Regions from separate parts of the Mus musculus genome. Here region 1 is linked to region 2. Evidence: chromatin contacts called from ENCODE Hi-C or POLR2A ChIA-PET data. All regions are on one chromosome and are shown on one strand. Each heading gives the region's core, a stretch centred on a gene start or an enhancer-like site at or near the end of the contact. The rest is flanking DNA. Distances are from core to core; before and after follow the strand shown.

Region 1 (3,612 bases), core at 486-2,985, 85 kb before region 2:
GGATCGCTATCCCAGGAGGCCAGAAGTTGAGCTGAGAAGGCTCCTTCTCCTACCTCAAGGCAGCGCCAATGAGGCCAGGGTGGCGAGGACCACCAACTTGGCCATGAGTGGGAGGGGAGGCAGGTGGCAAGGGTCTCAGAGCCACGTACGTCCCCGGATGCACCTCTCTAGACACCCATTTCCAATTCCTGAACAGGCGAATCAGCGAACGAGGAGGAGTCAGGATGGGACGAACAGCCTTCAACCCTGGCTCCCCGCGCCCCAGCCTCTCACTCACCCCTAGGCGCCCACTGCCAGGACACCAGGGTCCTCTTCTCATCACTCACCAGAGGCTTCCGATTGACCTCTTGTTCCAGAGGGGCAGGGATAGGGCGGGATACAGAGCTAGGAGAAAAGCCAACCAGAGGCACCGTTTCGTATTGGTCTTTTATACCCTAACCAGTAAGGAAGGCTCTTTCAAGATTATGCAAATAATGCTATCCTGCCTCGCCCAGCCAGGCGGGGCTAATTTATGGGTGGCACTCCGCACCGCGCGACAGCCCGAGGCGGGCTGCAGCGCCTCCCGGTGGACACACTGATGGTCGCAGAGTCCTCGCGCCCCCTGGTGGAAACCCACGGGAGTGGGTTGATTGATGCGGGCTCCGCCTGTCCGAGGCACCTCGACTCAGCTCTTGGAACACGTCTACGCTGGCAATAGAGGAGAGTCCTGGAGCCCGGCGTTCCGCAGAAAGGACACTGGAGCTGAGTTTTGGAAAAAGTAAGAGTGAACCAGAAAAATAACAACAAAAAAAAGGAACACTCCTGGAAGGAATCAAGAGATCAAGCAGAGGCGAAGGTTTGACAAATAGTAAGCAAATTTAAGATCGCAGTGGTGATGGGGACTTAAGCTAGTATGAAGAATTGTCGGGACTTGGATAAATGAGGAAAGAATACAGCGGGACAAGTAGATGGAGATTCTAGGACCCGAAACTCGCTACTTTTAGCGTGGGAAGCCTGGCTGTAGGTCGCGTCCAAGTGACAATATTCGACCAGCTCGCTGCCCCTATCCAAAGCTCGTGCTTGAAAGCCACATGCACACTCCACCCTTTCGCATTCACAAGGGTACGTCTAACACTACACCGGCACCCGTACAAGGAGGTTTTCCTTGGCTGACGTCATCAACACCTTGGCAGAGTGTTGTGCAGATCCCTTGACCAAGGATGGAGTGTCGCTCTGGGGTACCAAGCTTCTGGAACTCTAAACTTAGTCTCATCTTAGTCTTCAGATCGGTTGGCCGCAAGGCATCCACCTTTGAGGACTGGCTATTGGCCCCGAGCCCGGAGATTAATTCATGACGTCACTGCCCGAGCCTCTCGTCCCCATTCCTGCGCAGCTCTGCTTCAGAATTCTATGGGTTTCCTCCGTACTAGGACCCTGTGGCCCGGGACGATCTCCTATAGATCTGTCCCTTGTCTGGCTCCCTAAGGGACCCGGCTAAGGTGGATGGACTAGGGTCCTGAGTTCCCAGAAAAAATGTGTCTGCGCCGGAGGACAAACCTATCCCTCCGGGAAATTCAATTCCCTTCAACAGGGACTCTGGCCAATGGTAGAAAGGAGATCCGGGGACCTCTAAGGAAATGGAAAGACCGACTCACTAGTAGGGGCGAACGCGTAGACACCAGGGCGCGCAGCTCCAGGCCTGGGGTCCCGCAGGCGCCTCGCACCGCCTAAGTTCGGCCTCGCTCCGCCCACCTCCACCTCGTCCCTCCCTCTCTCCCTCCTCCCGAGGTCTCCTCCTCCTGACTCCTAGGGCGCCGCTAAGTTTCTTAGCTCCGGACCGCGCCGCGGGCTGTGTTCCCGTTGCCCGGTTCTCACGCACAGATCCCGGGCCTGGCCCTGGGCCCTTCGAGACCATGCTGTGCGGTGGCTGGAAAAGGAGTCGCCGCTCGCCGGAGGAATCCCGGGTGTCCGCCCAGGTCGCAGCGCCCCTCGCGTTCCCGCCCTCGCCCGCGTCGTCGGACAGCAGCACCAAAAGGCCTGGGCTACGGGCACTGAAGAAGATGGGTCAGTGACACACAAGGATGGGTCCGGGTGGGCGCGCACTGTCTCTAGGGACAACCTGGACGGAGCGGGGTGTACGGGCCACCTGGTTTGCCAGGGTGCTTGGAATTGGGGAGGATCTGACCAGGAGCACCAGCACTGTTCCAGTTGGGGTTCACACCTGGGGTCATCAGACTTCCAGGCTGTTTTAGAAGGCTTGGATGCCCCCGGTGCATTCTCACCGGGAGGCGCTCGCGGGGCCGTGCTGGGGTGAGAATTTGGGACTCGGGGCATGGATAGGGTTGCTGGAGAGTGAGGAGAATGGACTGAGAGATAAAGCTTGGAGTTAGGTTGGGGATGTAGCTCAATCGGTAGAGCTCTTAGCTCTGGGTTAGATCCCCAGTATCACAACGACTTACTGTTGTTAATCTCCCAGCACTGGCGAGGTGTCAGTAGGAGGATCAGGAGTTCAAGGTCATTCTCTGCTACAAAGTAAAGTGTGTGTGTGTGTGTGTGTGTGTGTGTGTATGAGTCTGGGGTCTATGAGACTCTGTTTCAAAAAAAAAAAAAAAAATACAATGCCAGGCAGTGGTGGCGCGCGCCTTTAATCCCAGCACTCGGGAGGCAGAGGCACGCGCACGCGGAGGTACGTACATTCATCTCCCAAGTGCTACTTGAGGTCTGTGGGCATCTTACAGCACCTGCTGTTCTTGATCCTGAGGGGCTGTTTACAGATGGCCTCTGCGAGATTCTAGACACCCAAGCCAGCCCTGTAACCCTCAGGTCTTCTCTGCCAGCAGTAACAAAGCCCTGGCAAGACCCGGGGCAATGGTGCGAAACAGTCCAGCTTCCTATTTCAGAGGTGAGAGGGAAGTCACTAGTCTTCAAGGAGCCCTCGAGTCGGCTCAATACCGCTGTGGTTTGCAGGTGTGGTGCTAAGCTCACCTTCCTGAGGTAGGTGTCCTGCACCCCATTTCACAGAGGAGGAAACTGACTCAGACATCAAAGAATCTAGTCGGGGCCACTCAGACTGTGTGCCATCCCAACCTACACGCTCAGAGTCTCGGCAAAATGGGACTCCCTGGGCTTGAACAAGGAGCATTTTATAAACTGTGAAGTGCAGGAAACTGAAGTGGTTTCTCAGGACTGTCAACCTGGTGACAGAACTCAGGGGTCCCAGATGCCAGCCTCCCCGGCTTCCCTCTCAGCTGTGCCCTCCTCTTCCTCATTCCACCAGAATGTATTGGATGTCCTCACCATGAGCATTGTGCCTGGGGCAGCTCTTCATCCTTCTCCGGTCCAGTCATTCAAGAAGTCAATATTTACCTACCATACAACAACAAACACAGCACACGCGGGCCTGTCCAAAGAGAGCTAAACAGCTCAGTACTGCTGTCAGAAGACGGACCTTGAGGGAAAGAGTCAGGGAGGGAGGAGCGGACTGTGATGCTGGGGAGGCAGAGAGGACCCCACTGAACCCCAGAGCTGGATGGAAGCTCATGTGAAGAGGAGAGAGGTAGACAGACACCTTAGAGTTTCTCTGAAGTTTGGGTGGTGCTAAGGGTCCCAGAAAATCCACTGGCTGAGTTAGAG
Region 2 (3,803 bases), core at 559-3,058:
CTGGCTTTCTTCTCGTGGATTGCTCTGCCTGATTTCTTATAGAACCCAAAACCATAAGGCCAGAGGTGATCTCACCCCACAAAGGGCTGTGTTCCCCTACATTAATCATGAAGAAAATGCCCTACAGGTCTTCCTGCCTGCTACAGCCTGATCTTATAGAGGCATACATTTTTCTTTTTCTTTTCTTCTTTTTTTTTCTTTTTCTTTCTTTCTTTCTTTTTTTTTTTTTTTTTTTTTTTGAGACAGAGTGTTTCTGTGTAGCCTTGGCTGTTCTATAACTCACCCTGTAGACAGGCTGGCCTACAGTTCACAGAGACCTACCTGTCTGTGCCTCCTGAGTGCTAAGATAAAAGATGTGTGTTACCACTGCCTGCTGAGGCACATTTTTTTTTTCAATTGAAAAAAAAAAAAAAAAAAAAAAAACCTCTCCTCTCAGATGATTCTAGCTTTTGACAAGTTTGCATAAAACTAGCCAGAACACCTTGGAAGAGGGTTCACTTTCAAAACAGGACATACAGAGGGAATGGGTGGGAAACTCTCGTAAAGAAAAACCATGTATTGCAGGAAAGGGTTAAAACCACGAGCAGAAACATTACAGGACGATTTCCAAACTCAGAGGTGGGAAGAGCCTGTACTGGAACTCAACAGGATTAGTAGACTGCGTTACTGCAAATGGAATCTGAAGTAGCTGTGTGCCCATGGCCAGTGCTCCTGGGCATCGGAGCCGGGGCTGACATCTGGAGATCGTATGGAAAACCTCAACTATGGGAAGCAGTAGGGTTTATAACTTAAGACAGGTCTGGCCTCTTATTTCTGTCCCTGTCATAAATACTATTTGGTACATGGGAAAAGGCCAATTGTGCTGGGAGGAATTCAGGATACCTAATTTCTTTCATTGTAATATGACTGTCTATCTCCTCAAGGCTGAGCCTGGTATAACACCAGGTAATAGACCAGATGGAGCCATTATCCAAAAACTAAGAGTTCCAGTAATTCAGATATTGAAGAGCAGTCTCCCGAATTGGAGCTTTCACCCCCACAGGAGGTGACTGCGGTGAACGCACGCCAGCCAGATGAAAGGCTCGAGTTAAAGAGTAGCCAACTGTCTGAGATGCAGCCGACTACAGAGAAAGTGTTCTATGAAGGTCAAGCGACAGTAAACACTTAAGGAGTGTATTGACACAGTTGGAGGAACTCGCTGGGTTGGGAAGCCTTCCTCCTTGATCTGCCCCTCCGAAGCCAGCCTGTATTCCTAATTACTGTAACTTTAGGTAGTGTAGTCCTATTATTAAAACATCACATGTAAAAATATTTCACAGAGAGTTCAAAAAGAAGAAAAGGTCAGGTCCAGATCATGATGACTGGTAGTTTTGATAAACCCTTAAAAGTTTTAAGACAGGGGTGGGTGGGTATGGGGGACTTTTGGTATAGCATTGGAAATGTAAATGAGCTAAATACCTAATAAAAAATGGAAAGAAAAAAAAAAAAACGTTTTAAGACAGCCTGTGAGCGGTGGTGGCGCACGCCTTTAATCCGAACACTTGGGAGGCAGAGGCAGGCGGATTTCTGAGCCTGGTCTACAGAGTGAGTTCCAGGACAGCCAGGGCTATACAGAGAAACCCTGTCTCGAAAAATCAAAAAAAAAAAAAAAAAAAAAAAGAGAGAGAGACAGAGAAAAACTCAGCTTGGACCACCTCTAGCTCTCCAAACCTCGGCCCGGCCACGCCCACCTCATCTCCTGCACGCGGCCGGCACTCTGCCCCGCCTTCCGGTCCCGCCCCTTCCGCTGGCTGGACGCCCGGTCGGCGTGCACGCTCCCGAGTCCCGCCTGTGTGCAGCGAGCCAGCCAGTAAGCGCAGCGGAGATTGGGCTAGCGACGGAGGCTGAGGCCGAGTCGGAGACCCGGTAGGTAGCGGCGCGGGTGAAAGGAAGCCGCCAACCCCGGGAGGGGGAGGGGAGGGGCGGACCGGGTCGGGTGGCAGCGGCGAGCAGCCGCTTTGTTTCCTCGGGTGGCGCTCCGCCGGGCCGGGGTCTGCGCGCGAGACCCCCGCCGGAGCGCGGGATGCTGCGGCCGAGTTGGCGCATTGTGCGCGCCTTTTTTTTTTTCCCCCTTCTCTTTAAAGCACATATTTGTAGCTCACCTGGGGCTAACAAGCGCGTTTAATCATCATCCTGATAACAAACCTGGGAAATCAAGTGTTATTTCCCTCGATATAGCCTTGGAAAAGGATGGAAAATCTGAGTTTACGGCCAAAGTCTCTGCGCTTTAGAGCACTGTGGTCGGACTCAGTTTCGATTTTTAAATCCAACCTCTGCCTTTTGCAATCGTGTGACCTTCTGCCACCTTTAGTTTGCCCATCTGAAAAGTGGGGATGCAACCTATAGATGCTGTTTTGTATCTACCATCTGATATTCAGACCTTCCTTCCCCCCCCCCCCCCCCCATGGCTTCCTTCCCCAGGGAAGCTAGACTAGTTGATCGTCTGAAGTCTTTTAGTTTAATTTAGGTCCGTGGATGGCATGAGTCTCCCACTCATCAACTAGTAAAGGCTCTCAACGAAGGATCCAGGCCAGCCTGGCTACGTAATGCAAGACCTTTGGCCCCAGAGGAAGCAAACATAGATAGCATCTCTGGTGTTAACTTCATAGTTTTCACCACTATTATCATCACCGTGAATTACAAGCCATTGTGTTTCAATTTTAAAGATGGCGCATTTGGATGTTTTACATTTTGAGTTTTGCGTGGGGTTGTGTATGTTTTAACCCACAGCTTGGTAAACTGGGAGCTGACCCCATATGGACTCTGGGCTAACTGAGCTGCTAAAGATGCGGCAACAGTGAAACGTTTATGATGGCGCAACAACCAAAAATGAATTCAGAACCCAACACCGAGTAACTCCAAAGCTTTCCGGCCGAGTTTGTTAGAATTCCATCCTTGACCTAGCCACGGCCTCGGTTCCCTGCACCGAATGCGCAAGTGCTGTGTCTCCAGAAACGGTGATTTCCTTACAGAAAACAGAGGCTCTTGATGTTGCACCGTTCCTCAGCATCTGTTAAAAAAGCACATCTTTGGACAGTATTGGTTTAGAATATTTTATTTTGCCGGGCAGTGGTGGCGCACGCCTTTCAGCCCAGCACTTGGGAGGCAGAGGCAGAGGCAGGCGGCTTTCTTACAGACCAGCCAGGAGATGAAGGGAGAGAGAAAGGCTAGCCTGAGCCTTCAGCTTCCACCTCCCGATCCTATTTATTTATTTAGAGTTGAGGGTCTCATGGTCATGCTGGCTTCCAGCAACCAGCAGTGTCGCAGCTGAGGATAGCCTTGAGTTCCTGGTCTCTAGAGCACCGATGAGTACAGACACATACCGTGTCAGTGCGAGCCCAGAGGAAAGCCCTTTGACATAGTCGTCTCAACCATTACCTCTATATCTGTATGTACGTGTGAATATCCGCTTCCTAAATGAAGCCAAGGGTCGTGGTCCAATCCTGTAGTCCCAGCACTTGGGAGGGAGAGGTCAGAGGAACAGTTCGAGATGATTCTGGGATATGTAGTCAGTTGGCGGTCAACTTGGCTACATGAGAGCCTACCAAAAAAAAAACAAACCCCAATAACAAGAAATTTGCTTTGTTTTTGCAGTACTAGGGATTGAATCCAGGACTAACGCTTGCTGACCAAGTATAAGTATACTCTGTCAATGAGCTACATTCCCAGTCCAAGAATGTCTGTCTGTCTGTCTCTCTCTCTCTCTCTCTCTTAATGTTTTTTCTTGTTGTGCACTATAAAGTGTGCTTGGTACCCTTGGGGTC

What was found. A loop is a pair of places that touch in the nucleus more often than their neighbours do. ChIA-PET counts read pairs that join two places held with the same protein, here RNA polymerase II (POLR2A).
Region 1: a loop to region 2 is called in a map of T-helper 2 cell, with 2.1 times the contacts of the local background. The contact joins the promoter of Acbd4 here to the promoter of Dcakd in region 2. A Hi-C loop is called at or near these places in 1 of 37 maps with a recorded cell type or tissue (T-helper 2 cell). POLR2A ChIA-PET finds 5 or more read pairs at or near these places in 4 of 5 experiments (Patski and embryonic stem cell).

Annotation. Positions count from the first base shown.
Region 1 is chr11:103,099,811-103,103,422 of GRCm38, reverse strand. It overlaps Acbd4 (acyl-Coenzyme A binding domain containing 4), which reads right to left and starts at 1,735. Exons shown (of 11, transcript NM_025988.2): 1 at 1,635-1,735; 2 at 327-741. It overlaps Plcd3 (phospholipase C, delta 3), which reads left to right and starts at 1,765. Exons shown (of 15, transcript NM_152813.3): 1 at 1,765-2,043. The coding sequence starts at 1,893.
Region 2 is chr11:103,015,152-103,018,954 of GRCm38, reverse strand. It overlaps Dcakd (dephospho-CoA kinase domain containing), which reads left to right and starts at 1,808. Exons shown (of 5, transcript NM_026551.3): 1 at 1,808-1,905.